Regions from separate parts of the Mus musculus genome. Here all the other regions are linked to region 4. A link is a loop called in an ENCODE intact Hi-C map of the cell type or tissue named here. Cell type or tissue: left cerebral cortex. All regions are shown on one strand. Region 1 holds the start of Rps15 (ribosomal protein S15). Region 2 holds the start of Onecut3 (one cut domain, family member 3). Region 3 overlaps Onecut3 (one cut domain, family member 3). Region 4 holds the start of Adamtsl5 (ADAMTS-like 5).

Region 1 (8,000 bases), 59 kb before region 4:
AGTGTCTTAATCCACTGAGCCGCCTTCTCAGCCCTAAGTTCTCTACTTTTATGGGCCTAGGTGTTGGGCTGCCTCTGCCTATGCACCGTGGGCATGCAGTGCTGACCCCCTCCCTCCACAGCCGCCAGAAGACACCATCACTCAGTTACCTAGCACTCTGGTGAGCAGTCTGTGAGCCACCTAGTGGTGCTAGGAATTGAGCACGGGCTCTCGGAAGAGCAGCTAGACGGGTTTGTTTTTAAATTTTGATTATGAATTTCACATCATGCACCTCATTCCCCCACTTAGCGCCCCATCCCTCCATAGCCACCAGAAACATGGAAACTTCGATGTTACACAGTCCACCTTTTGTCCATATTCATTGCCACAAGTCACTGGTCTGGTTCACAGCCTCTGGCTTCTGCTACACTATCAATACTGAACCCTCACCAGGAAGTAGATGGTGCCCCTAGCTGCCGAGCCATCTCTCCATACCCTTAAATATACCAAGTATGGCCAGGCACGCGATCAGACAGAGCTTGGGGAGTCTTAAGCATTAGGAGAAAGATTTGAGGGTCCCAAAGAGGACAGAGTCAGCTAACCTGGACCCTTGGTGGCTGGTTACAGAGACTGAACCATCAGTGAGCACAGGCTGGACCTAGGCCCTCTGTACATGTATAGCAGATGAGCAGCTAGGTTTTCCTGTAGGTCCCCAAACAACTGCAGCAGGAGTTGTCCCTGAGCCTGCTGCCTACCTGCCCGCCAGCCTGTGGCTTCTGTACTCTAAATGGACAGTTTTGTCTGACCTCGGTAAGAGAAGATGACAACCCACAGCAACTCGATGTGCAGTATGGGCTGGGGTGGGGGCTAACACTAAGAGTGAGGCTTTGCCTGCTAAGGAGGATGGGTGCAGGACTTACCTAAGGGATGCTGGGAAGACCGAAAGCGCTGATACTGGGCTGTAAAGTGAATACATTTAACTCAAAAACTTCAAGTTAAGAAAGTATGGCCAGGGGCTGGGGAGATGGCTCAGCCTTTAAGAGAACTGTCTGCTCTTCCAGAGGTCCTGAGTTCAATTCCCAGCAACAACATGGTGGCTCACAACCATCTGTAATGGGATCTGATGCCCTCTTCTGGTATGTCTGAAGGCAGCAACAGTATACTCACATAAATAAATCAAAAAGTATGGCCAGGCAATGGCAGGTGGATTTCTGAGTTTAAGGCCAGCCTGGTCTACAGAGTGAGTCCCAGGAGGCTGTTTAGGGCTGCACAGAGAAACCCTGTCTCGAAACAAAAAGAATGACCAGGCATGAATGCTCGCACCTTTAATTCCAGCACTTGGAAGGCAGAGGCAGGTGGACTTTTGAGTTCACAACCAGCCTGGTCTATACTGTGAGACTGTCTCAAAAAATAAAAAAATAATAATAATAAAAATAAATAAAAAGAGCACGCTCCTCTCACAGCCGACCCAGTTCTGTTCCCAGCTCTCATGTATTCAGTTGTTCAGTTGTACATGGATAGTGTACAACTCCAGGCCCAGGGGGTCTGGCCTTGGTTCCTGTGTGAGTACCACACACAGGTGCAAAGAAGATAAAATCTGTGACTCGGTTTTAGCAGTTCAGGGTCATCCTTAGCTACATGAGTTTGAAACTTCCCTGGGATACATGAGACCCCACTCGTCATCTCCCCAAAACTATGTGAGTACCAGCTATCCTGGGGAATCAAGTGAGACACCTCAGCCATGCAAAGGGAGATGGGACCTGTGTAGACTGCTTTCAAGTATTTGTGACTAAATGGGATTGCCCCCAAATTATGCAAAGCCTCAGGAGGGCCCTAAGGAGACAAAGACAATTGGAGCTATGAATTTGAGGCCAGCATGATCTCTATAAACCCCTTAACCCCCACCACCACCAAAAAAAATCAAAAAACAAAAACAAAAACCTTATGTGGGGAAGGTAGATGGAGAAACAACTGTCTTAACTCCAGCTCCAAGGGATCTAGTGTACCTAGCCCCAGTGCCAGCATCCATGTGCACTCAACTATAATCAGACCTTTCTTGTTTTGTTTTGTTTTTATCCAGACAGGGCTTCCCTGTGTAGCCCTGGCTGTCCTGGAACTCACTCTGTAGACCAGGCTGGCCTTGAACTCAGAAATCTGCCTGCCTCTGCCTCCCAAGAGCTGGGATTAAAGGTGTGTGCCACCACCGCCCGGCCCAAGGGAGTATTCTCTTTTTTTTTTTTTTTGGTTTTTCGAGACAGGGTTTCTCTGTATAGCCCTGGCTGTCCTGGAACTCACTTTGTAGACCAGGCTGGCCTCAAACTCAGAAATCCACCTGCCTCTGCCTCCAGAGTACTGGAATTAAAGGCGTGCGCCACCATGCCCGGCTTGGTTTTTTCACATGATGTTTCTCTATGCAGCCCTGGCTGTCCTGGCCACTACTGTCCTACCTCTCCTCTCTCTTTAAAGACAGGGATGGTCTTTCTATGCATCCCTGGCTGGCCTGGAATTCACAGACCGCTCTGCCTTCTGTGTGCTACACGTGCCTCTGCTGGACTTTGCTACTTCGTGGGCTTCTTTTTCTTCCATCCTTCTCCACCTTTTTCCTCCTAGCCTTCCAACCCCCAACACTAGATAAGAGAGAAAATGTTGGAGCTGGGCGTGGTGGTGCACACCTTTAATCCCAGCATTTGGGAGGCAGAGGCAGGCGGATTTCTGAGTTCAAGGCCAGCCTGGTCTACAGATTGAGTTCCAGGACAGCCAGGGCTACACAGAGAAACCCTGTCTTGAAAAACAAAACAAAACAAAACAAAAATAGAAAATGCGGCTTCCTTTCCAACATTCATTCATATTCTCTCTCTCTCTCTCTCTCTCTCTCTCTCTCTCTGGTTTTTCGTTTTTTGAGATAGGGTTTCTCTGTGTAGCCCAAGAGCTGGGATTAAAGACAAAGACTTGCCGGGCGTGGTGGCACACGCCTTTAATCCCAGCACTTGGGAGGCAGAGGCAGGTGGATTTCTGAGTTAGAGGCCAGCCTGGTCTACAAAGTGAGTTCCAGGACAGCCAGGGCTATACAGAGAAACCCTGTCTCGAAAAAACAAAACAAAAAAAAGACAAAGACTTGTGCCATCACACCTGGCTTCTATTTTATTATAAAACGAAACACTCACTGGGTCAGGGAGTCTAAAGCCAAGTCCCAGGATGGTGGAAAGAGAGCACTGATCTCTCCAAGTTGTCTTCTAATTAACCACTCACTTTTGAGGTGGTAGGCTCACACATCCCACAAGAAAAGCAGACAGCCTGGAGGTGGTAGCTCACGCCTTTAATCCCAGCACTTGGGATTAGCCTCTGGCCAGCCTGTTCTACAGAGCGAGTTTCAGGACAGCCAGGCCTACACAGAGTCCCTGTCTTGAACCTCCGTCTCCCCCAAAAATGTATGTATATATTTTGCTATTAGGAATCATAATTGTAAATATCTGATATGCAGGATATCTGATATGCCACCTCCAAAGAGGCTGTGACCCACGGGTTGAGAATCACTGCTTGAGACCTTGTACATGAGAGAGGCAGAAACACAGAGACAGAGAAGACAAAGAAAACCAGGGACAGAGAGACAGACACACTAACAAAAACCCCAAAGGGAGCCACGCCCCTCCGGAGGGTAGCGGCGCTTTTGCTCTGGCCTCCGGACAGCGGGGGGCAATGGCGAGTATCCGCAGAGCGGAAGCTGTTGAGCGGTGGAGGCGGGCCCTCCCGGCAGAGCTCGCGATAACTGCGCAAGCGCAGCCCGTACTTCCTTTTCCGAGTAACCGCCAAGATGGTGAGTATTCGTGCACGGCGGTCTGTGCTCCCGGGTATCCGTCGCCATCCTCCCGGGGCCCTTTCGCAAGACTCTGGACTCGCTGCCTGGGGATGTAGCGATGTGCTCGGGTGCCCGGAGACTGCGGATGGCGGGTGCGGAAGGGCCCGGATGGCTGCGGGCGGCCGCGGGGCTGTGTGTCCCCTCGCCCGTCCGCCGTAGCTTAGAGGAGCGCGGCTCGCGCAGCTCAGGTCCCTGGGCTCCCGGGTAAGGTTGCCGAGCCCCTGCTAACCCCGACTCGCGCTCACGCAGGCCGAAGTGGAGCAGAAGAAGAAGCGCACCTTCCGCAAGTTCACCTACCGTGGCGTAGACCTCGACCAACTGCTCGACATGTCCTAGTAAGAGGCCCCGTCACCTTAGTCCCGCCGGGTCGCTGGCCCGTTTGTACATTTTCCTTTTCTGTGGGTGGTGCTGGAAATAGAGCCAGAACCTTTGCACATGTCACATGGGAGAGGCAAGGAAGGGTCTCGAGTGCCGGGCAATGGTGGCGCACGACTTAATCCCAGCACTTGGGAGGCAGAGGCAGGGGAATTCTGAGTTCGAGGCCAGCCTGGTCTGCAGAGCGAGTTCCAGGACAGCCAGGGCTACACAGAGAAACTCTTGAGTCGGAAAAAAAAAAAGGGACCCGTGTAGCCCAGGCTCTCCTCGAACTCCTGATCCTCTCAACCTCCCTAATGTTTGGGTCACCATCACGGTGCAGAGCATCAAACTCGGGGCGTCCTAGCCTCCTAGGCAAGCGCTCTAGATTGTGACCTCAACTCGGCCCCTGCTACAGTTGTGCAGTGTTCGACAGTCTTATGTAGACAGAACTACCTTGCCTCAGTCTCCCGCTGACTGGGCTCACAGGCCTCCCTGTGACCTTGGGGAAAATCAACCACGGATAGGTAATTTGTCTGGGTGGGCTGTCAAAGGAAAAGGTTTGATCTCGGCTTACGTCACTGCCTGTGGAAGCTGGTGGATTCATTTTAGAGGGTTGTGCCCTGAAGGTTGACGGCAGTGCTATGGAGGACTTGTCTTTAGTGAGCTCCCGGCATGTTCCTTTCTGGGTGTGAAAGAAATGGAGCAGTGCTGGCGCAGCATGCTGTCCCCGGGTCTCCAAACCACCCCCTTCTCCCACAGTGAGCAACTGATGCAGCTGTACAGCGCCCGCCAGAGGAGGCGCCTGAACCGTGGTCTTCGGCGGAAGCAACACTCACTGCTCAAGCGCTTGAGAAAGGCCAAAAAGGAGGCACCACCCATGGAGAAGCCTGAGGTGGTGAAGACGCACCTGAGGGACATGATCATCCTGCCGGAGATGGTGGGTAGCATGGTGGGCGTGTACAACGGCAAGACCTTCAACCAGGTGGAGATCAAAGTGAGTTGTGGTCCGGGAGTGGCTGGGTGGGTGGCTTTTCTCTGTGCCAAAGCTGCTCACACCACTCTGCTTCCTCCTCTCAACCTGCAGCCAGAGATGATCGGCCACTACCTGGGCGAGTTCTCCATCACCTACAAACCCGTGAAGCACGGCCGGCCCGGGATCGGTGCCACCCACTCCTCCCGATTCATCCCCCTCAAGTAGCCGAGGCCAATAAAGACTGGTTTTGGTCCCTGGATTCTGGGTTTTTGTTTTTTTTCTGGGGATTGGGTTGGTCCCTGTGTGTGGAACCTGGAGCCTTTTGGGTGGCTGTCACAGTCCACCAGAATGAAGGTGAACAGTTACATGTAAGGGGCTCACGTCCATGTCCACGTCATCTCTGCTGCAGTCTCCGCTTTCAAGCTGCCCAGCATGCACGGCAGAGCTGAGCATCAGGAAGGGCAAGGGGCTGCTCCCTGGGTTTGGGTCTTGGGGGGGGGAACTGCAGTGACAGTGGACACACAAGGGGACCTGCTGCAGCCTGCGTAAGGGTGCTTCTTTTACCTGGAGCTTCATTCTGTGACCTGGGATAGCACGTGTTCTGGAAGACCTCAAGCATGTCACCAAAGCCTATGCTGGCAGTGTGACAGGCTTAGCCTCCTACTTGTGGAATGCTGACACAATTGACATCTGCAGTGGAGAGAACCCCTGGCCTGTTTCTAAGGCAGGCTTTCTTTGAGTTCACCAGGCTGGCTTCAGGCCCTGGTGCTGGGACCAATTACAGGCACCATGTTCAGTGGCTTGTTTTCCTTAGTCTGTCGGCCTGGAACTTGCGTCCACCTGCATCTGGCATGCTGAGACTAAAGGCTTGCAGCCTTGTTAGTAAACATTTTCCCTCTGGGAATGTGAGGCAGGGTTTTCTGGAAGCTTCCAGTCCTTCCTGCCAGGGAAACATGTCTCCAGCCTAGCATAGGCTTGGGTGTGCACATATGCAAGTTAGTGACTTTGCCCACGAGGGCCAGAAGTGGGTATGGGATTACCTGGTCACCATGTGGGTGGGTGCAGGGTCCTGGTATAGTACACGTTAACCACGGAGCATCAGTCCCATCCACAGCACCAGGCAGGTGACACTGATAGGGAAAGATCAAATTAGGGCAATAAATAGTTCAAGGGCTCCTAGGCTTCTCCATCAGGCTCCCTGTTCCTGCTCATCATCTAGTGGGAGTTTACCTGGCAGGCTGCCCCACCTACTTTGCACTTCATGAGACACCAGCACCCTTCTCGGTTCAGCTCCTGACAGAAACGGGGGCTAGATGTGCACCAACCCCTCTGCCAGGCAGGTCTGTTCCTCTGCAGTCACTGGGGTCGCCTACTACACACTTCCTCCTGTGGTAGGTAGCTCAGAGTTAACCGGTCAGCATTGATTGCATCCCTGGCACCTGGAACAGATAGTCCCACCTCAGTATCAAGTGGACCACACCCAGTTTTTAATCTGTTTTTTTGTTTTTTGAGACTAGACCAGGATGGTCTCAGATCCACTTGCCTCTACCTTCCAAGTGAGGGGATTAAAGATATCTGTCACTCCACATGGCCAATTTTTAACTTTTTGCTTATTGCTGAGTACCCAAAGACCAGGCTTGTAGACCTGTTTACCCACTGTACAGGGTTGAGCATACAGAATTCCAGTAATGTTCACATGACAGCGTCCACATCCAGCGGATCCCCTCCATGCCCTGTGCCCGGCTCTAAGGCTGGCACCCAGAACATTTTTCTTGAATGACTTGTGAATCTTAGCGGGTATCTGGGCACGCAGGTGACTGACTATCCACAGGCAGATGCATGGTGTCATAGCCACAGGGTGGCGCTTCTAGCTCCCACAAACACGGACTCTGCATGGGTCTCCTCCTCTTCAACGGACCGGTTCCAACACTTAGGGTGCTCCAGGCCTGTTAGATATATGCTTTGTCGCTCTACCCAAAGAGATCCTGTCTTACTTATATTTTCATCTCCAGAGTCTTGGGTCACCCCTCATCAGTGTAGTGACACCCCCTCCCGCCCCTTGTTTTGCGCAGGCGCAATACTCCCGCCCCTTCCATCCCTGCTGTGGAGGGCGGGGCGCGTGCTGTCCGGGCGGCTGCAGCTTCATGGGGCTCTTGGGACTCCTGAGCCTGCTGCACTCAGCCTTCTTTGGGAACCAGGTAGGATGCAGGGAGTCCTGGTCGGAGATGAGGGTGTGGGGAGAGTCAGGTGAGGTCCTGACTGTGGGAATGGCGGCCCCGAGGACAGTAGAGGACACTCAACTGTCAAGCTAGCCAACTTGATGGGTCGGGGGGCCTTCCGTAGTTGCTCTGGAGACAGTTGCCAAGGAAACCTCCTGAGCATGTGCATGGGGCTGAGTTCCCCTCCCTGTACTGCAGCGACCCCTCCCCCGTCCCGCGCAGGCGCAGGTTTACCTTGAGGGAGACTCCTTCAGCAGGAAACCTCATTTCTTTTCCTTTCCTTTCCTTTCCTTTCCTTTCCTTTCCTTTCCTTTCCTTTCCTTTCCTTTCCTTTCCTTTCCTTTCCTTTCCTTTCCTTTCCTTTCCTTTCCTTTCCTTTCCTCTCTTTCCTTTCTTCTGCGGAGACCCTCAGGTCTCTGAAGAACAGAGGGCTGCAGCTGGTGCACACCAAGCTCAGGCTCCAGCCAGGGCAGGATGCAGGCCTCGACCACGCCCTACACACTCGCTAAGCCTCAGTTTCCCTGCGGACATTACTGAGCTAGAGCCTCCCCGCTCAGCATCCATTGACTATGACATTTCAAAGGTTCTGTTCTGAGACTTGCGGTATTGCAGTTCC
Region 2 (8,000 bases), 140 kb after region 4:
GGCCCAGAGCGATGGGGATTCGATGGAGACGCGGGGCCGTCGGGGATCGATCGGGCACAACTGTCGCGGAACAGCCCCGCGGAGCTGCCAGGAGCGAAGCAGTCACAGGCCCGGGGCCGTGCAGGCATCTCGGGGTGCGGCGTACTCTCCTGCAACCCCACACCCGACAGAGACCCCTGGGACTACCCAAGCTGGACACCGCTTCTCTGTCTACCAGGGGAGAACTGGAAGCTGTGGGATGTGGCGAATTCAGATCTGTGGCGCCTGCAGATTTGGGGGAGGCTGGAATGAAGGTAGCAGTCGCTAGAATTTCTATGAACCACCACCACCCCACCCCACCCACCGGCGAGAAGAAAGGACTTGACTTAAAACTCTCATTTCGGTGGGCAATAAACAGTGGCCTGTCGGGAGAGGCTAGGGTGCACCCGCCTCAAAGGAACAGCTTTAAGCATCTAAAGACCCCAAATCAATTTTTTTAGCTAAAATGAGAAGCGAAAACGAGGACATTGGTGAGGTCAAACTGGCGGAGGGCCAGAGCGGGGGGGGGGGGGGTGGGGGGGGGTGGGGGGGTAATCTGTTCCAGCCCCGCCTTCAGGGCGCTTCTGGGGTGGATGAAGGCGACTGAGGGTTCCTGCGAAGCCCGTGCAGGTCCCCAACGTCGCTGTCGCTTGTACTTGCTATCCCGACCCTCACAGCCCTCAGGTTAACTGGGCCTCAGATTTCTCTCAAATGTGGGCTTAGCACAGAGACGGAGAATATTAGCCAGGCGCAGCCCAGCACGTTTGGAGACCCCAGAGGCAGCCAAGGGGCTCCTGGACTCCATCCCTGATTTTCCCAGAGGGGATACTGAGGTCGACTGAGAGGTTCTCTGAGTTGGCCTAGGTCCCCACGGGGATAAATATGGGGGATGCCCTGCCCCACTCCAGCTCACCCCTCCTCCACCCTCAATTTGCTAATGACCCAAGATCGATCTGGCCCCAGTCACCGGTTCGCCCGTGGCCCCGCTCAATTCTATTTCACTAATTACTAAAGTGGGGGAGGCCAGTTCTTGGGGCTCAGGGGGCACAGTCCGTTTCCTAGGGACCCCTAGGTTTTTACTCCATCTCTCAGTGGGACCGCAGACCTCGTGGAGATCCAGCTCTTCATGCCCAGAAGACTCAAGCACAGGCTGCACATGCCGGGAGAAGCCCTGTCTAAGTCTGGACAGTCTGCAAGGGAGTGTGTGGCACCTGAGGTTGCTCTTGTTCAAGAGAAAAGGGAGTCCCCTCATCTCAAAGCCCCCAGCTTCCTCTCTTTTTCTTCAAAATGGATTCTCCGCTCATGGGGGAGGGGGGCTATAGATATCATTTGAAACAAAAAAAATGAAGGCAGGGGACTGCATCATCCCAACCCTCTGCCCAGGAATCCCGGGGTGGCTGGTATTTGAAAGGGTTTATGGTCATCTTTTGTTTTTCTGTTTTTAAACACCCAGTCAACCCCTGTAGCTCTTTGCTTTCTAGAGCTCTGAATGCTATCGGTTGACGGTGGTGGATTGATTTCCACACCCCACGATTATTTTTAATTATCTGTGATGTTGTAGGATAGACTTGGGGACTGCAGACTTGACTCTGATCCTGGCCATAGCAACTGTCCCCAGCTCTTTGTCACTGGGGAGGAAACCCCAGTGGTGCAACAGACACTCTGTGTGCCTCAGTTCCTCTATCTGGAAGATGGCTGTGGCCCCAAATTGTCCAGGCTCCCCAAATCAGAAGACCCCAAGGCTTCTGCCCCTTGGGGGAGATGGATGGGTAAAAGTACCCACTCCTGCAAGCTTCACCCTAATGGCCCCCTCTGCAGTCTTTACTCCCCACTATCCCCACCCCCACCCCCAACCAGGAGACCAAGATGGCAACAGGCAAGAAGTGATAGGCTCTGGATCTCTTCCCTCTCTAGGACTGTTAAACAGCTGGAGCTTAATAAATGCTGACTTGTTCACATTGAAACAGTCCCTTCAGCCCTGTCCACCCAAGGATTTGGGAGAGGGACCTCTGTGTACCCCCCCCCTTAATGGCTCATATACAATGCCACTCACTTTCCTCCAAGATCCTCTTCTCTGGGGGGGGGGGGGCAGCATGAAAGGGGAAAATGAGGAACAGAAAAGGATCTGTGCAGCCCCGGGCATGGACCACCACGCCTGTCACACAGCCAGTGCACTGTGGACATCAGATTCTTGGTTTGCTTTGTTTCCAGCCTGATAGCCCAAGCCATTGGTGGGGGCATCCCTTGAGTGAGCGTCAGAGCCCATGGGTGACTCAAGCTCCAGAACAAATGCCAATAACCCTCCCTGGCAGTGAGCAGGGCAAGGGAGGCAGGGGCTGAGGCTGAGTGAAGACACCCTCCTAACACAAGGTCCCCCCAGAGTCTGGCATGGCCACCCTGGTAATCGGTAATCTCTTCTCCACAAACCCAAGGGGTCTTGTTCCCAGGTGCTTTGTGCCTGTAGGGTGCCATCCATGTACCCCTTCTGTCCCCCTTCACTGTCTGCAGGTGGGAAAGGGAGAGAGAGAGAGAGAGAGAGAGAGAGAGAGAGAGAGAGAGAGAGAGAGAGAGAGAGAGATCCTAGGCTAGCTATCTCAGTCTGAAAAAAAAAAAAAAACCCCAAACCCAAGCTGGTCTAGAGATGACCAGTCTCAGACAAGACATCCTTAGACCCCAGAGATATTGGGGACAGGAAGTAGCCAATTACACGGGACTTAGGAGGAATTTTCCCCTCTCTCTTCCCCCCCTCTCTGTCATCTTTTCCATGTGTAGCCCTGACTGTCCTTGAATCCAGTTCTGTAGACCAGGCTGACCTTGAACTCAGAAATCCACCTGCCTCTGCCTCCCAAGTGCCGAGATTAAAGGCATGTGCCACTACACCGGACCTTGGAGGAATTTATGTTTGCTTTGATGCAAAGACTCACTATAAAGCCCTTGCCTGACTGGAACTTGCTACATAGACCAGGCTAGCCTCCAAATTAACGATCCACCTGCCTCTGTCTTCCCAATCCTGGGCCTAAAAACCACTAAAGTCCCTGTTAAGAAAGATTTCTGCAGGGCAATTACATTGCACAATTGAAGAAACAGAGGCCCAAATGCCCAAATGCCTGCTTTTCCTTGTGCTTGAGGCCAATGTGTGATTGTTCTGGGGACCTACTAATAGCCCCACTTCATCCCAAAAGAGGTTTTGAAATCTTTGTGTGCATACGGGGAAAACAGCCCATCTTTCTGAGAGTGTCAACAGAGTTGGGGGGCGTTTGTAGCCACACTTCAGGAACTGGGGGCGGGTAGGGGCAGAAGGGGGAATGTACAGGACAGAGAATCAAAGACGCTGATATGAGAACACACACACACACTCACTCACACTCACACAGAGCCAGGACTAGCGGTCCCCCACCCCAATCCCTCAGGTTCTTCTCAGGGCAAGGAGAATGGGGAGACCCAAGAAGCCAGCCTGGTGCTCCAAGGGGTTTGGCGGGTGCAGGCGGAGCGATGGGCGGGGGCGCTGACGTCAGACCCGGGCCGGGGCGCCGGCGGCGGCCGCCCCGCCACATCCTGGTGGCCGCTGCTCGCAGCAGCCGAAGCCGAGCGAGAGCACTGAACAAGCGGGACAGTAGCAGCCGCCGCCACCAGGAGCGTCGGCCAGTGCGTGGGGACCATGCTGCGGCCTTGAGCACACACGAAGAGGACACCCAGGATGGAGTTGAGCTTGGAGAGCCTCGGGGGGCTGCACGGGGTGACACACGCGCAAGCCGGCGAGCTGCTGAGCCCGGGCCACGCGCGCTCCGCCGCGGCCCAACACCGAAGCCTAGTGGCATCGGGGCGCCCAGGCCTGGTGGCCGGCATGGCTAGCCTGCTGGACGGTGGTGGCGCCGGGGGCGGGGGCGCCGGGGGCGCGGGGGCTGCAGGGGCCGCGGGTGGTGGCCCTGACTTCCGTGGGGAGCTGGCTGGCCCCCTGCACCCGGCCATGGGTATGGCGTGCGAGGCCCCAGGTTTGGGTGGCACCTACACCACGCTCACGCCCTTGCAGCACCTGCCGCCGCTGGCCGCCGTGGCCGATAAGTTCCACCAGCACGCGGTGGCTGGGGCGCACGGAGGCCATCCACACGCTCACCCTCACCCGGCCACCGCGCCGCCACCGCCCCCTCCGCAGCGCCTGGCGGCCAGCGTGAGCGGCAGCTTCACCCTCATGCGCGACGAGCGGGCGGCGCTGGCCTCGGTGGGCCACCTCTACGGGCCTTATGGCAAGGAGCTGCCCACCATGGGGTCGCCACTGTCGCCGCTGCCCAGCGCGCTGCCCCCCGCTCTGCACAGCGCCCCGCAGCCGCCGCCGCCGCCACCGCTCGCCGCTTACGGGGCTCCGGGCCACCTGGCCGGGGACAAACTACTGCCACCTGCCGCCTTCGAGCCACACGCGGCGCTTCTGGGGCGCGCAGAGGACGCGCTGGCCCGAGGGCTGCCTGGAGGCGGCGGCGGCGCGGGAGGCGGCGGGGCGGCCGGCGGGGCGGCCGCGGGTTTGCTGGCTCCGCTGGGCGGGCTGGCTGCGGCCGGGGCGCACGGGCCTCACTCAGGCGGCGGTGGCCCCGGAGGGGGCGGTGGCGCTGGCGGCGGCAGCGGCGGCCCGGGAGCCGGCGCTGCAGCCGAAGAGATCAACACCAAAGAGGTGGCCCAGCGCATCACCGCCGAGCTGAAGCGCTACAGCATCCCGCAGGCCATCTTCGCGCAGCGCATCCTGTGCCGCTCGCAGGGCACGCTCTCCGACCTGCTGCGCAACCCGAAGCCCTGGAGCAAGCTCAAATCCGGCCGCGAGACCTTCCGCAGGATGTGGAAGTGGCTGCAGGAGCCGGAGTTCCAGCGCATGTCGGCGCTGCGCCTGGCAGGTAGGGACAAGGGCCCCTGAGGCTCGATCCTGGGGGACATGGTTGGCACAGGATGAAGGACCTTGGCTAGTGCGTCCTGCCAGCCTAGAGGGGGGAAACTGTAGCCTCTGAGGCTGACCCGGGGTCTGCATCGCCGAGTGTCACTAATAGAAAGAGGGCAAATACAATTATTGTTTCCGTCCCTATTCTTTTAGGGACTGTGTAGGGTGTCTAGTGTCTTTGAGGCTGATGTAGACATAGGGTGCTAAACTAAAACAGCCCTCGCGTGGCTCCGTGTGTGCGCGTGTATGCGCGCGTCTGTAGCACGTTCCTTGGGTTCACGATCCCCTGCGATCAGAGGTGCCACTCCCCTCGTCCCCAAACATCCTGCAAGAGGGACCAAAGGCGCCCTCTCTCCACCCAGTCACAAAGCTCTAGGTGCTGACTAGACTCAGCCAAGGCCTGGCCACCGCTCTGCCCCCAGCCCCAGCACCACCACCACCACCGAGCTCTCTTCCTATGCAGCTCAGCCTCTGCCGACGATCGATCCGCTAGTCCCCCATCCCTCCCCCCTCTGGCCGTTGGCAAAGGTCATTTGAGATTGGGGGAGGGGCAGCCCTTGGGACCCTGGGCTCAGTGGCATCCACCAGAGGCCTTCACACCCCCCCCCCCCCGTGGCTCCCAGGGCCTCACTCCCTCCTGTTTTCCTGTCCCCCCTTTCTACTTCTCTCCACGGGGACAAATTGCTGTCCCTCTCTTCGAGCTGCCTCTTCGGTACCCAGTCCAGTCTCTCTTTATTCTTTTCTTCTCTTGCGCCTTGCCTGAGTCTCTCCCACACACAGAAGCATGCGAGCCAGCCCCTGGGGGACCCGTTGTCTCCTCCTTTGGTCTAACCTGTCCCCTCCCACCCCAGCGAGGAATGTGGGGGTGTGCCATAGACCCTACATCCTCCGTGATTGGGAAGGGGTGTCAGGAGGCCGGTGGTCTGGGCAGAGCGTTTTTTCTATGGCGTAGTGGGGAGGGGGCTGTGCACCCCGTTCCAGGGACAATAGCGGTTTCCAGAGCCTCATCGATCCCTCTGCATACAAACACAGAGAGGGGCGGGGCAGCCGGGACTCAAGAGAGGCGCCCCTAAGGCAGGAGCTGAGAACTGGGTTGACTGTACCCCTCAGACCACACTACAAGCCTGTGTGGGGTGCAGAGAAGCAGGGGCCCCTGGGCGTAGCGGGGGGGTAGATAGACGTGGGTTTGGTTGGAGCCTGTGCTACTTGCTCTATCTGTGGATTCTAAGCCCACTGTGCAGGCTGGCACACACACAGACCCACTTTAGTTTCCCCTTCCTCTGGAGTCTTTAGTGGGATAACTCAGTGATGAGATGCGCCCTGTCTTTGGGCTTTTGGGGCCATGCATTCCTGGGGGGTGGGCAGGTGGCACTGGAAGACATTAGGATAAACACACACACAGGTTTATCTGAAGAGCCCTGTTGCTAGTGAGGGACACAAGGACACCTGCCCCAGAACACAGCCCCTATCCTGTCCTGTCCTGTCTTGTCCATGGTTCTCCTCGGGTAGTGTGCCCCCGATCCACTGTCTCCAGGTGATCTGGTGCTCTGTGGATTCTAAGACCAAGACCTCCCCTCCTGGACATACAACCATTGTGTACCCCAAATCCATGCCACTCGCCTGTCACCTGCACGAGTGACGTTCCAATTGCTCTCCTGTGGACACAAAAGGCGGACACACCACAGAACTGCTGGACAACACATGGGCCCAGGGTCCCAGATTCTGTAAGGCCATCAGCCCTCCGTGTCCCACTTGAAGCAAGAGGTTAGCCATTCCAAAGGGAGCCACGGTCAGACTGGCTTCTTGTCTCTCAAAGCTCTGGTGACCAGCATCTCTCCCTAAGACTGTTACAGGATGACTGTGTCACTTCTAAAAGTGTGGCCACCTCAGGGGAGCACAGAGTCGGGTAAAAAATGAGATACCTGGCCTGTTCCAGATCAGCCTTGGAGCCGAGGCTGTCACGCTGTGACCCAGCGCTCCAGGTCCCTTCTCTGTCTTCATCTTCAGACTCCGCTGGAGTCAGAAGTGGCAGCCGGGGTCATTAGGCTCGAGCCAGGCCTTTAGTTCTGGTCCCCGCACAAATGAAAAGCAGTTAAGTGGCGGTAAATTGTGACATTTAGAGGGTGCTGGGGCGGCCAGGCGAGACTCTTCAACATCCTGTGTCTTGGTGACAGCTGAAGGTGCCAAACCTGGAGCCGAGCACTGTCCCTCACTCCCTTATCCCCGACCCACTGGGGACAAAATTGGACCTTGGCTTCTATGAACCCAGGAGGGAAACTGTCCACCCAAGCAAGTCACAGACTTACTGGGAAAACATTGTCCCCAGTGCCACCAACCCTAGAATGTCCTTCCTACAAGACAAAACCAGTGAGAGAAAGGGAGAAGGTAGGGAGATGAAAAACAGACAGACAAACAGACGGGGGTGTTTGGGGGGGCGGGAGAGAGAGAGAGAAATGGTGTGGGAGAGAGAGATGTGAGTTGGAGAGACAGGAGGGAAAGGGGAGGGTGGAGGGACAGAGAGAGGGAAAGAAACCAGAGCAGAAAGAAGCAAAAAGAAAGGCTGAACACAAAGAAAGGAGGTGGGCTAGGGAGAAGCCAGAAGGGGGCTGAGGTCAGGCTGGCCCCTCCTGGTCCCTGAGTCCCAGTAAAACACAGCCTTCCTTTGAGGACCCCTGAGAGTAAGTCCTTTCTTTGTTGTGCCCAAGAAACACAGCAAAGAGCGGCAGAGTCCCAGCCCTACCCCAGTGTGTGTTGTCCCCCGCCTGCCTCAGTTTCCCTAAATGTAAAACATGCATTGTGTGTGTAGGGAGTAGTCACTGAAGACCCCAGCTTTCCCAGGCACTTTTCCCACCAGGGGGGACATATTTGCATCTGCTCCCACACCACCCCAGAATCTCCTCTCTGAGCTGTGTGCCCCACCATCACCACCACCACACACCCCAGTGACAGTCACAAACTGTGATTATGGGAGCGGAGCTGGGGGAGGGGTGGCTCCTGGCGGGTGGGGCGGTCGATGAATTCGAATTACCGTCTGTGATTCATCACCGTGCGCCCAGGTCGA
Region 3 (8,000 bases), 160 kb after region 4:
GAGGAAGGGAAGGGGGAAGGAGAGAGGGAGGGAGGGAGGGAAGGGGAGGGAGGGAAGGGGGAAGGAGAGAGGGAGGGAGGGAGGGAAGGGGAGGGAGGAAGGGGGGAAGGAGAGAGGGAGGGAGGGAGGGAGGGAAGGGGAGGGAGGTGGGGTCAATCTGACACCTGATACTGGCTCAGGTGCTCAAGGGGAGCTCTGGGCAGTGTGGGGAGGGGAAGAAGGAATTGGTTTGGGAATCTGTGGGGAAGGGTCCTCACCCGGCTCTCCCACCCACAGGAACCACCTTCCTGAATGTCTTGGGGACTTGTGACCCTGGCAGAGTCACAGAGCCAGAGAGGCTCCTCTCGGGAGCATCTCGGGGAAATTCAGCCTGGCTGGGTTGAGTCACCATGTTGGGGAGAGATTGTTGGTTTCAACGTAGGCCCCCACCCTGCAGCTCATGGTGGGGCAGGACTTGTCACCACGGTAACCAGCCATCATCCCAGCCGGAGACCAGGCTGGTATTGAATTGTGGGCTGCAGGAGTGAGAGTGAGGAGGGGGGACGGGCGCCGCCATCGCTCAGCACACACCAGGCTTAGTAGACGGGGAGGGAGGGAGGCAGGGAGGGGGGGAGGGACTGACTGGGGGGCAGGGGTTGTGGGGGTGCTCTGTGGGTGGGGTGGAGCTGGGGAGGTACCTAGATACCTTTCTATGCCTTTCTTAATTTCTTTCCTTTTCTTTTCTTTTTTATAAAGATTTGATTATTTTATGTATGTGAGTACACTGTAACTGTCTTCAGACACACCAGAAGAGGGCATCAGATCCCATTACAGATGGTTGTGAGCCACCATGTGGTTGCTGGGAATTGAACTCAGGACCTCTGGAAAAGCAGCCAGTGCTCTTAACACTGCTGAACCAGCTCTCCAACTTTCCTTTTAATTTTTAATTTTTTTTTTTGAGACAGGGTCTCTCATAGCCCAGGCTGGCCTCCAATTCCCTATGTAGCCAAGGATGGACCATGAACTGATTCTTTTGTTTCACTGAGAGGGTGCGGGGCAGACATGTGCTACCTCGCCTATTTATTTAATGTTGGAAATGAAACCCAAGGCCTAATGCTTATTGGGCAAGCACTCTACCCACTGAGCTACAAGTATTCTGTCCACTGAAATACAAGCCCTCTGTCCAATGAGCTACAAGCACTCTGTCCACTGAAGTACAAGCCCTCTGTCCACTGAGCTACAAGCACTCTGTCTACTGAGCTACAAGCACTCTGTCCACTGAGCTACAAGCACTCTACCCATTGAGCCCCAGCCTTAGGATCATTTCTTATGGGATGAGGCCAAAGCTTTGCAGGAAGTAAAGTGAAGGGCTTCATGGGTTAGAGGCTATTGTGGCTGGGCTTAAGTGATGTGTAGTTGTCTGTTCACAGTTGCTCCATCCATCTTCCAGAGGGGATGACCCCCTGAAAGCTGACCTGTGTGAGACTCTCCTAATCCGCTCTCACAGCCACGGGAGAGATGAGACCCAGACCTCGACTTTTCTCACACACACACACACCCCATCCCCACGAAACTGAGGAGCTCTGTGTCTTTTTCAACTCATTAAGTATTTTTTCTGCCACCTCTGGGCAATGGAAAAAAAGGGAGTCCCGCCCCAGAAACCTCAGAACAGTTGCACATAAGGCCTTGGCCTGGGGTGGTCTGTAGACTCTAGTAACTCTAGAGAACCAAGAAACGGGCAACGCAGGTTCCCCGCGTGCAAAACCCGGAGTCTAAACAGATTACACCCTAAACTCAGGGTTTTCGCCTCCAGCTGCCATGCCTTTGCGGGATATAACCCAATAGACCGGGAGCGCCTGCCCTCTTCTGGACACAATGTGAACTTCAAGACGATGGGGCAAAGCTGGTGGGTGGCAGGAACACGGGCTCTCTCTCTCTCTCTCTCTCTCTCTCTCTCTCTCTCTCTCTCTCTCTCTCTCTCTCTCTCTCTCTCACAGACACACACACACACACACACACACACACACACACACACCCCAGGGTATGGTGACACCTACTTGTAGTCTCAGCCCTGGGAAGACAGGAACAGGAGATCCTGGGGGTTTGCCCTCGGCCAGTCTAGCCAAACCTACAAGCTCCAAGGCGAGGGGCAGGAGAGAAGGTTCTGTGGCTAAGGGTGGCTGCTGTTTTAAAGGGCCTGAATTCAATTCCCTGCCACATGGAATACAACCCTGTGACTCCAGCTCCAGACCCAACAACATGGGGCAACTCATTGCACATGCCCCAGTGTAGACACAGCTACACACAAATTTTTAAATAAGAAAAATTAATCTTTTTTTTGTTTGTTTTGGTTTTGTTTTTTTGAGACAAAGTTTCTCTGTGTAGCCCTGGCTGTCCTGGAACTCACTCTGTAGACCAGGTTGGCCTCGAACTCAGAAATCCGCCTGTCTCTGCCTCCGGAGTGCTGGGATTAAAGGCGTGCGCCACAATGCCCAACTCTTTTTTTTTTTTTTTTTAATCTTTTTTTTTAAAAAGTTGTCAAGCCATGTTGGTGCGCACCATTAATTCTAATACATGGGAGCAGCAGCCAGCCTGGTCTACAAGGTGAGTTCCAGGGCAGCCAGGGCCACACAATGAGACCCTGGTTTCCAAAAAAGGCGGGGTAGCCACAGATCAGGACAGAGGGGTGGTGGAGGAGGCTTGTATGGGACTGGTGTGCACTGAACACTGTGTGTCTTGGTTTTACTGGTGATAGGAGAGGCCTGTAGACTCACCCCAATCCCTAGAACTAGATGACTATGACCCCAGCCCTGCAGCTGTCAAGGCACCTGTGTGAGGCAGCTCCGATGGCACAGAGAAGGCTGATGGGGCCCTGGAGGTGGCCCTGGGAGCCCAGGCTAGAGGAGGTAGACTCCAGGGTGGGGATCGTGCTATGTTTAATAGTGATTTGAGGACACCACGGTTAACAGTGCGGATGGGAGAGAAGAAAGCAAGAGAGCAAGCCAAAATGCAGCAGAAGTGAGGGCGGGGATGGGGTGGGGAGGATGGGTGTGGCGGGCGTTGGGCAGTTGGCTGTCTAGGTGGCAATGGGGGAAGGGAGGGTGGGATTGAGAGAGGACAGTGGAAGGTGAAGGAGGAGACAGGAGGAAGACATGAAGGAGGAGATGGAGGGGAATGAAGGCGCTGGAGGAGGAGGGAGATGGGAGAGGAGATGGAGGAAGAGAAAGAGGAGATGGAAGAGGAGATGGAGGTGAAGACAATAGGGCAGATGTACGGTGCATGGCAGTGCTTGGAAGGAAGGGAGTCTGAAAGAGACAGTGGAGATGATCACTGGAGGTGAGAGAGAAGAACTCAGCCTAGGATGAGGCTATCTCTTAAATGGAGATGGACCCACACCATAGGTCAGCCTGGGCCCTGAAGAAGAGTCTGTGACTGGCCTGGTGCTCCCAGGCTCAGTTTCCTCTGCACTGAAATGGAGAGAGCTTGGCTTGAGTTGACTTAGAGGCTGACAGCTGCTATAAGGGTCCCTGTAGCCTCATCTTCCAGAATCCTTCTCTTGGGCAGCGGGAAATGGGGAGTGGGGGGACCATGGGTTCAGACAGCAGTTCAGCCTGGAGCCAGGGCTGTGTCACTAGACGGAAGACAGGGAGCAGGCAGTGGTTTCATGAACCATCCACCCAAAAGGGACTTTTTGTTTCTTTCCAGACTTATTCTGTGGCTGGCCTCTCCCCTACCCTGGGTTTGGGGTTCCCCTTTAGAGACTCCAAGAAGATCCACCCAGGTCTGGCCTGTCAATGGTTTGTCTCTGGCTGGCCCTCTCTAGACAAATGATTTACTGTCTCTGTGTGAATAAAAGGAATATTTTATCATAAGGACAGAATAACAAATCCATAGAAAGCTCTTGACAAGAAAATCTTGTGTGTTCTGAGAATCTGTATTTCTGTCCCCTTCTAACAGTCTAGTAGTAGACTGCTAGGTGGTACCATAGGTAGATGGGTGGATGGGATGTGTGGATGGATGGGTGGGTGGGTGGATGGATGGGTGGATGGATAGATGAGTGGATGGGTGGGTGGGTGGGTGGGTAGATGGATAGATGAGTGGATGGGTGGGTGGGTGGATGGGTGGGTGGGTGGGTGGGTAGATGGATAGATGAGTGGATGGGTGGGTGGGTGGGTAGATGGATAGATGAGTGGATGGGTGGGTGGATGGATGGGTGGATGGATAGATGAGTGGATGGGTGGGTAGGTAGGTAGGTAGATGGATGGGTGGGTGGATTGTGGGTGGTGGGTGAATGGGTGGATGGGTAGATGGGTGGATAGATAGATAGATGGGTGATTTCTTCTTCTAGTTGGATCCTCATCCCAGGATGAGTATCTGCCACCACACTCCTAAGAACCTCAGGGAAGACCATCTCCCTTTGTTTCTGTTAGTGTCCATCCGCCAGCATGGAGCACCATCTACCTGCCAGCCTTTGCCAAATATAGGTGCATATTTGTAGGGTTTAGGATGGAAGCCAGGGTCTTACCATGCAGGTTGGCTGGGCAACAGTCAATTTTCATTGTCCACTTGAGGCAACCAAGGACTACCAGGGAATGGCGTCTCAGTGAGGGACTGTAGCGTAGGTGGATGTGGGCCTGTCTGTGTGGGATCACCTTTGTGCTCTGTTATTGTTTGAGTCGGGGTCTCTCTATTATGCGGCCCTAGCTATCCTAGAACTCGATCTGTAGACTGGGTTGGTCAACTTAAAGAGATCCACCTGCTTTTGCCTCCCGAATGCTGGGATTAAAGTCATGCACTATCATAACTGGCCAAGGGGTTCTCTGTTGTGTTACCTTGGGTGGGAAGAAGACTGGTACATTGTCCCTGGATTTGGGTCCTGAACTGTGTGAATAGAGAAGGCATGGGAGGGGGCTGTGTAGACAGCTCAGTAGTTAAGGGCAGCCACAGCTCCCAGCAACTGCAGCTCACAGCCACCTGTGACTCCAGCTCCTGTGATCTGCCTCCCCCTTCTGGCCTGAGAAAGTACTGCACGTACACACGCAAGACACTGCCCCACTCTCAACTAAAAACAAAACTAAAATGTAAAAAGAAAGAGTGGGGAAAAGTCAGCTGAGTTCAAGCAAGAGTGCAAGCTGGGTAGTCACAAGCAAGCTTGCGAGCCGAGTTGTCATGAACCCTTTCCCCCTAGCTCTCTTCACCTCGGTATTTTATTCCAGCAACCAAAACGGGTCCCGCTGCCGCCCGTGCCTCAGATCCCAGTCTGTGTGTTCACACGTGCACGGGTGACGTCAGAGGTTCTCAATTCCTCTCACACTATTTGTTTGGAAATTTGTTTAGTTTTACTTTATGCATTTGAATGTTGTGGCTGCATGTCTGTCTGTGCACCACGTGGCAACCTCAGAGGTCAGAGAGGACGTGGGATCCCCTTGAAGCTCGACTTACAGATGACTGTGAGGCCCCTGGTGGGTGCTGGGAACAAACCTGGATCCTCTGTGCTCACAGACAGTGCTGTAACCGCTGAGCTGAGTGTCCCTCTTGCCCTGATCCACCTTTTTCTTTTTTTTCTTTTTTTTTTTCCTTTGAGTAGAGTCTCTCAGGAGACCTGCGTCTCACCGATTAGGGCCAGGCAGGGTTGTCTTGGGATCTGCCTGTCTCCCAGTCCTCAGCGCTAGGATTTCAGAAGCTCACCTCAACAGCAGACTCTCGTGGGTTTGGAGGATTCAAACTCGGGCCCTCCTGCTTATCTGAGGTCTTTACTGACAGCTTTCTCCCAGCCTTTGTGACATCCTTCATCTCTAAACCCCACCCGCCCCCAACCAGCTTGCCCATCTGCTGAGAGATCCACCTTTTGCCATGGGATGCTCGTGGTTTGGCCATGCGTGTCGAATCCATGACGCAGCCACAGAGACTGTAAGGATTCCATTTCCTCTTTTGTGCAACTCTGCAGATCCTTAAGCCACTCGAGCAATTTCACTGCCCAAGCGGGAGGCAAAACCAACTCATTGAGGCTTGTGTAAGGGAGGCATTCATGAGGCAGTGAGCTCTCAGGACTTACCCTGGAGCTTTCCGTTCCAGGCTGGTACCGCAGCAGTTCCAGAGGGAACCCTCTCCTACAGAGCAACTCCCAGGTTCTCTTCTGTTCTGGCATTTTTCACTTATCCTACACTTAATGTAAGCCCTGAAGGGGGATGGGGGAAAGAGAGAGACAGAAAGAGAGACAGAGACAGACAGAGACCGAGAGAGAGATACAGAGAGACAGTGACAGAGAGACAGAAACAGAGAGACTGAGACAGAGAGACAGAGACCAAGAGAGAGAGAGAGACAGAGACACAGAGAGAGACTAAGAGAGAGAGAGACAGAGAGAGAAAGAGAGAGAGAGAGAGGAAGGAAGGAAGGAAGGAAGGAAGGAAGGAAGGAAGGAAGGAAGGAAGAGAGATCTGTGAAATATCATCCACTCTTGCAGTCCTTGGCTCTCTGTGTTTGTTTGTTTGTTTGTTTTCTTTTTCTTTTTTTTTTTTTTTTTTTGGTTTTTCGAGACAGGGTTTCTCTGTATAGCCAACTCTGCCTCCCTAGTGCTGGGATTAAAGGCGTGCGCCACCAGGCCCGGCTGTGTTTGTTTGTTTAAACAGGCTCTCTATGCAGCCCTGGCTGGCCTGAAACTTGCTATGTATACCAGGCTGGGATTGAACTCACAGAGATCCCCTGTCTCTGTGCTAGAATGAAAGGTGTGACCACTACACATCACTCCCACTGTACCTTCATCCCAGTTTTGTGCTTAATATCAAGATAGTTGGCGAAATATTCTGGTGGAATATACATTTTCCTTGTTTCTTCCTTCCTTTCTTTCTTCCTTCCTTTCTTTCTTTCTTTCTTTCTTTCTTTCTTTCTTTCTTTCTTTCTTTTATTTTATTTGTTTGTTTAATGTATGTGAGTACACTGTCATTCTCTTCAGACACACCAGAAGAGGGCATCAGACCCCATTACAGATGGTTGTGAGCCACCATGAGGTTGCTGGGAATTGAACTCAGGACCTTCGGAAGAGCAGTCAGTGCTCTTACCCGCTGAGCCATCTCTCTAGGCCCCTGTTTCTTTTTTAATTAATTAATTTATTTGGTTTTGTTTGTTTGCTTGAGCAGCAGCCCTGGCTGTCCTGGAACTCACACTATAGACCAGGAACTCAGATCCCTCTGCCTCTGCCTCCCAAGGGCTGGGACTAGAGACATGCACCACTCCCACCCGGCTATTTTACTTTTGATTACGTATATGAGTGTGTCTCTGTACATACCAGTTCCCACAAAGGCTAGAAGAGAGCATAGAGTCCTGTGAGCTGCAGTTACAGGTTAGCTGCCCAGTCTTCTGGGACCTAGACGTTGGTTCCTTGCACCGGCAGCAAATGTTCCTAAGTACGGAGCCGCCTCCAGCCCCATCTGCCCTTGGAGTTTTTGTTTTCTGGTTTCTGACCCCCTGAAAGCTTCTCTGGATCTTTCCCATGGCATCTGCCTTTCCTTTTTGGAAGCTTTAGGAAATTTTTATTTATTCTCAGGGTTCTGAAACGTCACAAAGACGTGTCTGCCCATTTCCATTCATCCACATGAAACCCATGTGCTTCAGTCCTGATTCTTCCTTCCTTCCCTATCACTGTGATAAAATACTTCAAGAAAAGCCAACTCAAGGGAACAAGGGTTTGCTTGGCTAATAGTTCCAGGTTCATTGCTTTGGGGAAGAGGAGGTTTTAGCAGCTGGGGAAGATGCTCACACTCTGTCTAAAGTTAGAAGAGACAGTGAAAACATGCATGCTAGGGCACTCACTCCAGGGATACCAGCCTAGAAAACAGTGCCACCCACAGTAGGCAGGATGCCAGCCTAGGGAATGCTGCCACGCACAGTGGGCATGTTTTCCCACTTCAATGAAAATAATCAAGTAATTCCCCGGCAGACAAACACAGACCCTGGTCTCCTGGGTGATTCTACACTTTGTCAGGCTGACAATTATCTTTAACCATCATATCTATGTACTTACA
Region 4 (8,000 bases):
ACCCGCGGAACCCCATCCCTGAGTCTCTGAGAGCCTGTAGAGGGATAATTAATGGAGGCTCATCCAGAAACTCAGGGTGGAATGGATGTCCCCCTCCCAGCTGCCCCCCAGCCTCTGGGGACCGCTGTGCTCCCAGGTACCCCATAGCCTAAGGGACCTCCTCCCCACCCCCAACCCCACCCCGTGGCAGGCGCTGGGCGGCTGACCTGGCCTCCTGCCAACACGTGGGTCATGGTCTCATCTGCCAGAGCTGCGGGCTGCGGTGCCTAGAGGATCTGCGGACAAGAAGAGCAGGGTGGGGCTGAGTGGAGGTCTCAGTTTCCCCAACTGTAGAGACCGGATGAAGTCATTCTCAGCCGACGCCCTCCTCCTCGTGATCCCAGCCTGGCAAGACCAGCCAGGAGGGAAGGGAACCAAGATGAAGTGAGTCCCTTCTGGGCCCGGGCCAGGCTCTCTGAAGGGCACACGGGCTCTCAAAGATCTGCAGCCCACAGGGTCCAGGTACCTGAAAAAGGGGTAAGGAGGACAAAAGTACCCCGGCCCGGCTGGAACCAGGGTCTCTCCGGTTGTCAGCCAATCTGATGTCCTTTAGGACACCTTGGGACCGAGATGGCTGTAAATTGGAAACTCACGGGAACTGCTTCAAGACACTCGCCGGACCCTTCCTTCTGCGGGCCCAGAAACTGGGCTGTCCCGGGAAGGAAGGAAGAAGGAGGCTGGGGAAGGCCATCTCATAACCCCCTTCGTGAGGGGGGCTCCTACCCATGTCTGTCAATGCCCTCTCCCGAGCACCGCATCTAGCACTGCATCCCTCTCCCGCATTGGTGCACCAGTCACTGGGGTGTCGGTCTCCTGAGTTTCAGTCCCATCCCGTAGGAAGTGCGACCCCCAAACTCACCCACCATCCTAGGGATTGCTGCTTTCGCTCCGAGCAGGGAAAGAAACCAATCTCATCCCCGCCGCCACACCGGGTGGAATAGTGGCAGGATGGGAAGAGGGACTTACCATCTGCTGAGAGCCCAAGGCAATACGTCCAAGTTTCCCCGGGACGCCCCGGGGACTGGCGGAAGCGGCGGGGCCCCAAAGTGCGGGACTGCGAACTCGGTCGATCCCTCCCACCCGGGCCTCCTAGGCGCGCCCAGGCTGGGGTCACCGAGGGCGCAGGCCAAGGGCGCCCTCGTGCGGCAGGAGAGGGCGCACGCGTTGGGCCCGGACCTGCGGCAGGGGGCTGACCTACTGTGTCTGACAGCGCAGCTCAGCGGCCCAGCGTTGGTCCTGATATCCTGGGTGCCAGTGACCTTGGGAAGTGCAGCTGCGGGGCGGTGCGCGGGGGTGACTGGACTGCTATTCCGGGCGCCGCGCTCAGGGCCAGGGAATGTGCCTAGCGCTGGGGCTTGGGGTGGGATAGTCCATGCCAGGGCGCCCTCTCACTCTCAGTACCCCGTCCTGCTCCGTAGCACCCCGCAGCCAGATACGCCAGATTTCCTCTCCTCATCCCCATCACCCACTCAGGCCAGGCTCCTAGCTCTGTCCCAACAATCCCTGGGACCCCAACCCAGGTCTCCATCATCCCTGCAACTGGGACTTCCCACCCCGTCCCTGTTACCCCCAATTAGACCTCTCCACGCTGGTCCACATCATTCCCCAGTTAGACCTTCCTGCCTTGGTTCGCATCTCCACCCCCCCCGCCCCCCGACTCCTCACTCGAGTCCCAAGCATCCCCTCACGAGGCCCCGCGCGCCCGCTGGGGGCGGAGGGACCCTCCCTGCCCCACATTCCCAGGCGCTGCCGTCACCAATGCTCCACCCGGTCCCGCCCTCTAGGCCTGGACGCCAGTGCTGCTTCTCTCCACTGGTTTTGGCCTCAAGCCCTCCGCCTCAGTTTCCCATTCCCGGCACTCTGCCAGCCTCTTGTGGACCCCCTGACCCCATCGCCTTCGTGTAGCCTCCCGGCAGCCGGGCAGAAGGACGCCGCACTGCGATGATCAGTGCTGTGTGGACCATGCTATTCCTGGGCGCTGAACTCGCCTCCTCTAGGAAGCCCACCTGGCTGACCTCTGGCCCGCTTTCCTCACAGGGCACGGTGCCTGCTGTATGCACTCCCTGAAAAGCAGACTGCCTGCAGTATTTACTACACATAGAGGACAGTGTCTGCTGTATACACCTGCCTCAGGGAGGTCCTCTGGACAGGGCTCAGCACAGGACAGCCGCTGGAAACATCTCTGAGTGTGACCACTCCGTGACATTATTATGCAAGTCACTGTGTGCACACAGCTATGGCCCAGCAGCCAAGCCCAGTGTGGGGAGGTGGCCATGCATGGCCATGACTCCGATTTCTGACACCCATCATCCTGTTGAAGAAAAGATGCTAAGGCCAGGCATGGGCTGTGAGGAGAACCCCTACAGAACATATAACCACTAAAGGGGCTAGAGGCAAGGGTGGCCTAGCCAGGGTCAGCAGGAGAATGAGAGACAATCCTGACGTCCTGCTGTGAAAGGAAGGGACCTCAGCAAAGCAAAGATGAGGACCGTGTTAGGGAGAGAGAGGGGCCCGTGCAGTAGGAGTTCTGTTCTGGTATACAGTAGGCATGCACTCTGTCCTGGTATACAGTAGGCATGCACTCTGCATGGAGGATATACAGCAGACATAGATTTACAGGAGAAAATATGCAACAGATATACTATCCAGGTAGTGCACATAGTAGGCACTGAAGGGGAGTATACATTAGGTGCCCCGTCCTTCATGATACAAGTGTGCAGGAAACACTGTGTCTGGCAGAGCGAGCATATAGCTCACAGTATATACAATAGGTGCATATGTACAATAGGCCCTCTCCCTTGCAGGGATAGCATACAGTAGGCACTTTGCTGTGCAGCCACTGCCTACAGTAGACACTACGCTCTGAAGAGAGTGTGTCCAGTGAACATGGCTCTTTCCCCAGTTTTCCTAAAGCAGACTATCGCAGTGAAGCCGGCACCCGTCAAAAGCTGAGGCCTACAAGGAGGCCATAGAGCGGGCACTGTGTCATACAGGAGCATATACAGAAGGTGGTATGCTCTGCAGGGTGTGCACACAGCAGGCACTGTGGGGCACTTCCCTGCAGTTCTGACTCAGTCCAGCAGAGGGTGCACCAGGGCTCCAGAGCTCCCCTAAGTTTGCTCAGGACAGTGCAGCCTGCTGGGGACAGCTCTGATCCACACCCACTTCCAGCCGGGTTACCACCCTCGGAGCGCCTTCTAGGACCCATTCACCTCTGCCAGGATGGGATTGGGGCAGGGGACAGGGCTTAGTGGGACTCTCAGCTATCTGTAAGACCAGAGCTTGCAAACCAAATGGCCAACAGCTTGACTCAGGTACTTAAACATTTAACAAGTGGGTGTAGCCATACACACTTGTCATCCTAGCACTGGATAAGCGGAGGTAGGAGGATCGGAGTTGGAGGTTATCCCCAGCTGCATAGGATGTTTGAGTTTGGCACAAGCATCACCGAGCACGGACAGAGCCTGGGTGTCGTTCCCAGCACAGAGGTTATACACACCTGACACCCCAGAATGGGGGAGGGTAGAGTCAGGAGGATCAGAAGTTCAAAGTCATCACTAGCTACAGGCTGAGTTCCAGGCCAGCCTGAACTCCAGAGTGAGGGTCGCCAAAGTGGGGACCGGAGGCTGTCAGGCCTGTTCACAGGAGAACCTCGTGGTGCCCCGTGCAGCCCTTGGAACTCTCCTGAAATCCCTGAGGCCACCTGATCCCCAACATGTTCCCTTCTGCCTCCCAAGGACACTGGGGTCCGGTAACTGCTATCCAGACTCTAACCTCTCTGGGGCTCCCATCTGCCCCATGGCACAGGGGTTGGGGCAGAATCGAACCCACACTGTCGTGGTCATCCTATGCATAGGTATTGGGAGGCTCTGGGCTCCTGTCTTTCCTCTTGGGAGCGCACGAATAGAGAAAAGGTTTTAGTTCGGTTTGTATATTCCTGGTAGCTGACCCTGCGCTCCTGGGACCTGCTGCATTGTCAATCCCAAAACTGCAGAAGATCGAGGAGAAAGAAGGGCGGGTCTGAGGCTGGAGTTCTCACACCGAGCGAGATTGCTCCAATGCTCTTTACTTTGGCAACATTGGGTTTGGGTTGCTTGTGTGTGTGTGTGTATGTGTGTGTGTGTGTGTGTCCCTGTTGTGTGCACATGTGTGTGGAGGCCAGAGCCTGGGATTCTCTCCTAGCTCCCTACCCAGTGCTGGAGTTACAGCTATGTATCCCATCCCACTTTAATTTTATTTAAGACAGGGTTTCTCTGTATAGCTCTGGCTGTCCTGAATCTAGCTCTGTAGACCAGACTGGCCTCGAACTCACAGAGGTCCTCCTGCCTCTGCCTCTGGAGTGCTGGGATTAAAGGCCTGCACCACCACTGCCCACCCAGTTCCCATGCCTTTTTTTTTTTTGAGGCAAAGTCTCAAGTAGCCCAGGCTGGATTTGAGACCCTCACCCTAAACCCTGAATCGTCCTGATTCTACCTACTGAGTTTTGAGATGACAGGTATGTGTCACCGTGCCTGGATCACTCTCCACTCTCCCCACCCCCACGTCTGCTGACACTGCCATTAGCAAAAAGACCCACGCAGACAAAAAACGGATCGCTCCTGCAGAAACCTGGCCAGTTCCAATGGCCACACAACACCCTGCTCAGCGGTCGAACAATGTCCCTGAACAATGTCCCCGATCAAAGGTCGATGCCAGATTCCTCCGGAAGAAGATAAGGGGAGGAGCTTGGGCTGCAGGGGAGGGGCCTTGCTGCAAGAGTCCCACCTTCTGGGCAGTGGCACTTAGGACATAGTTCCCCTGAGGACATCAGCTCTATCAGCAGTAACTTGGGCGACTCAGGGAATAGCACAAGGACCAAGCAAACCTGACCCAGCAGGGAGAACCCACTCTGGGGGCAAACAAGGACTCAATAAGATCATAATATAAGGGTGACTTCTGCCTCCACCTCCTCAGTGTCACCACCACCTGGCTAGGAATTATGTCCTTGATCCTCCAGCTGTAACATATGTTCCAGAGCCTCACCCTTGTTTGTGGCTGCATGATATTCTAGCGTGTGGGTGGGTCACACTGTGTGTCCATCATCCATCCATCCAGTGGATACTGGCTGTCCTAGAAAGAGTGCTCTGGAGATGAAACTCTGTGAACTGAGGTCCTGGGGTGGGATAGGCTTGCTGTGGGCATGGGAAGTTGCAGGAAGAGAGAGGGAAGGGGAAAGACGGGTGTGTGAGGGACACAGGAGCCTCACTTCACCCGAGCCTGGAGGGTGCCACAGCGTGGAAAACTTCGAGCTTCCTGGCTATTCTGAGATGGACTCAGCTTACGTCCTGGGCAGAGGCCCTGGCCAGTGAGTCCGGGCTCAGGGTGACACGTTCCCTGGCTCCTTTCTGGCTGTGAATCCTGCCCAGTTCTCAGGGCCCCCATTTGGGTTTGGGTGTCAGTGGCCAGACCCACTGAGGGCTTGATTCAGTGGGTCTCCGCCCAGAGCCCTTCCTTTTGGCTCTGCATCTGAGAGGCTCAGAGCAGAGATAAGGGAGGATGTGAGTGGTTCCTGTCACCCACCCCCACTGCTGCTGCGAAAGTCACCTACCTTCCTGGGCAGTCAGCACACTGGGGGGGTCCTTCCCCCACACACTCGTGCTGGGTCACATCGCCCAGATCCTGGGGTGTCTGAAGTGTTCAGGCGGTCACTTCCCTCTTACCTCCTCGTGTCTGATTCCAAGTCTCTGGGGACATTTTGTGAGTGGCTGAGAGCTCACGGGTGCAGCCATGTGGAGCCCAGATAGGAATCATGTGTCTGGGAGGCCTTGGCCGCCTCGTAAAGATCCATACACAAGCCCGAGAGTCTCGGGGCCTCTGGAGAGTCTCAGCAGCCAGGCAGTCACCCCTCCACCTGCGGCAGGTATTTTGAGCAATGCTTCCCAAGTCTTCTCCAGAGAAATCTGCTGAGTCTTAAGAGTTATCTCAGGTCAGCGGGAGAGCAGAGACGGAAGATGGAAGGGCTGAGCATGGGGACGCAGCAGCTTGGGGTGTGAGGGGTGAACAGTCAGGCTGAAGGTCATGCCTAAGACCATGGGCCATGGGACCTCAGTGACTGTGACTAACATAAAGCCGGCCAGTGTTTGCCAGGTGTGACAGCACATGCCTGCTATCCAGGGCGGAGACAGGAGGTTTAGGAGTTCGAGGCCATCCTGTGGTATGTGAGCATTTCTTACTTTTTGGTGCGTGGCTCAGCAACTTGAACCTCGCCCACACACTTGCGCAGTTGTCTCTACCATTTATCTCCATCCTGAAGCTCCACTGCCATTCGATATGAACTCTCACCAACTCCCAACTTCCAGCACCCACAGACCCACTTCCTGTCTCTATTGGTCTCTCATGGAGTTCCAAACTGTGTGGCCTTTTGCATCTAGGTCTCTCACTGAGCCTTAAGGGCCTTCAATGATGTGGGTGTCAAAAATCTCGTTCCTGAGCCGGGCGTGGTGGCGCACGCCTTTAATCCCAGCACTTGGGAGGCAGAGGCAGGCGGATTTCTGAGTTCAAGGCCAGCCTGGTCTACAGAGTGAGTTCCAGGACAGCCAGGGCTATACAGAGAAACCCTGTCTCGAAAAAACAATCAAACAAACAAACAAAAAATCTCGTTCCTGTTCATGGTTGCATGATATTCCAGTATGTGGGTAGGCCTCACCGTGTGTCCATCATCAGTTTATAGGCACAGATATCTCTACCTGCTGGCTGCTGTGGACATCTCTGTGTCCATGTCCATCTCCCCCCTCTTCCTTCCTTTTCTCCTTTGAGTTTTTGAGACAAGGGTCTCAGTTAGCACAGAGTGAACCCGCTGTGTACCCAAGGCTGGGGAGTGGAATGTCCCTCCTCAGCAGGGCACAGGCTGACAGAAGGCCATTTATTTTGCTCCTCAGTGCAGTCTCAGCCAGAAGCCCCAGGATCAGCCAGGCGAGAGAGAGAGAGAGAGAGAGAGAGAGAGAGAGAGAGAGAGAGAGAGAGAGCCATCAGCTGATGTGCACACTGCAGGGCTCCAGGCCAGACACTATGTCTCTTCTGTCCCAGGAAGTTGCTGTTATTCTGTGGACTCAGCCACCCACCCAAGTGCCTGTCTCTGCTCTTCACTGGGGCAGGAAGCCAGGGGACCACAATGCAGCTGCCAGATATTCATGGTCCACCCCATCTTAGAGCCATGCTGGGAGACCCTGAGCTTGCAAGAACCCCAGGTACTTGGTCTGCCACTTGGGGCATGAATGGTACCTAACCTAGAGACCAGGTCCCAGAAAAGGCCTTGAAAGAGTCTCAGGCTTTGAAAAGTTGTCCTTCTCATTGCTGTGTGTCACTGCCGGCACATACACACCAATGCTCCTGTGGGCAGCAGAGGATAGGACACCTTTGGGTGGGAGTTGGTTCTCTTCTTTCAGGGTGGGTCCCAGGAATTGAGCTTAGGTCGTCGAGGTCAGAGGCAGGAGCTTTACCCTTCAGGTGTCTCAGGACCCCTAAGTCTTCTTCTTTCTCAGTGTGCTTGAACCTGGAACCAATTCATTTTATTTATTTATTTATTTATTTATTTATTTATTTATTTATTTATTTATTTTTGGGTTTTTGAGACAGGGTTTCTCTGTGTAGCCCTGGCTGTCCTGGAACTGACACTGTAAACCAGGCTGGCCTTGAACTCAGAAATTCGCCTGCCTCTGCCTCCCCAGTGCTGGGATTAAAGACATGGGCTATTTAAACTTCTCAAATGCATCCTTTTATAGAGGCTGGGCTGGGGCTATCTTGGGGGCACAAAGAACCCTTCAGAGATTAGCACGAAGTAGGCACTTGACCATCCCAATGTTATTTAGCAAACATAGTAAGTGTTCTGCCAGACAGATCTGCTATGGAGGAGTTTAGTGCCAGCCATGGGAATGGCTCTGTTCCACTTCCTGTCACCCCCTCCCCATCCCCACCCTGACCGG

Evidence for each region. A loop is a pair of places that touch in the nucleus more often than their neighbours do. Peaks named below come from ENCODE experiments on the same cell type or tissue, not always from the same donor. Only the 100,000 strongest peaks of a DNase experiment are listed, where the experiment ranks them.
Region 1: a loop joins it to region 4, with 4 times the contacts of the local background. A loop is called at or near these places in 12 of 42 quality-filtered maps.
Region 2: it touches region 4 in a loop (2.4-fold over the local background); 2 of 42 quality-filtered maps call a loop at or near these places.
Region 3: it touches region 4 in a loop (2.1-fold over the local background); 2 of 42 quality-filtered maps call a loop at or near these places.

Annotation. Positions count from the first base shown.
Region 1 is chr10:80,288,691-80,296,690 of GRCm38, forward strand. It overlaps Rps15 (ribosomal protein S15), which reads left to right and starts at 3,741. Exons shown (of 4, transcript NM_009091.2): 1 at 3,741-3,793; 2 at 4,085-4,170; 3 at 4,952-5,186; 4 at 5,277-5,424. The coding sequence starts at 3,791. The coding sequence ends at 5,390. Gm30682 (a long non-coding RNA gene) reads right to left here. Exons shown (of 3, transcript XR_871874.3): 1 at 7,619-8,000; 2 at 6,417-7,111; 3 at 5,445-6,295. It also overlaps a transcript of Apc2 not described here. In left cerebral cortex, CTCF peaks have their summits at 175 (motif pointing left), 1,112 (motif pointing left), 3,671 (motif pointing right) and 7,036 (motif pointing right); DNase peaks (open chromatin) are centred at 3,718, 4,937, 5,310, 6,462 and 3 more places; H3K4me3 peaks cover 2,950 bases; H3K27ac peaks cover 2,479 bases.
Region 2 is chr10:80,491,293-80,499,292 of GRCm38, forward strand. Onecut3 (one cut domain, family member 3) reads left to right here and starts at 3,614. Exons shown (of 2, transcript NM_139226.3): 1 at 3,614-4,898. The coding sequence starts at 3,716. In left cerebral cortex, a CTCF peak has its summit at 3,617; no DNase peak of the experiment used is centred here; H3K4me3 peaks cover 644 bases.
Region 3 is chr10:80,504,569-80,512,568 of GRCm38, forward strand. The region is part of intron 1 of Onecut3 (one cut domain, family member 3); the gene reads left to right. Among named protein-coding and RNA genes, the nearest start is that of Onecut3, 14 kb to the left of the region's middle. In left cerebral cortex, CTCF peaks have their summits at 1,822 (motif pointing left) and 4,992 (motif pointing left); DNase peaks (open chromatin) are centred at 1,834 and 4,986; H3K4me3 peaks cover 410 bases.
Region 4 is chr10:80,347,351-80,355,350 of GRCm38, forward strand. It overlaps Adamtsl5 (ADAMTS-like 5), which reads right to left and starts at 1,098. Exons shown (of 13, transcript NM_001285435.1): 1 at 1,006-1,098; 2 at 207-275. In left cerebral cortex, CTCF peaks have their summits at 1,177 and 3,111 (motif pointing right); a DNase peak (open chromatin) is centred at 3,123; H3K4me3 peaks cover 843 bases; H3K27ac peaks cover 401 bases.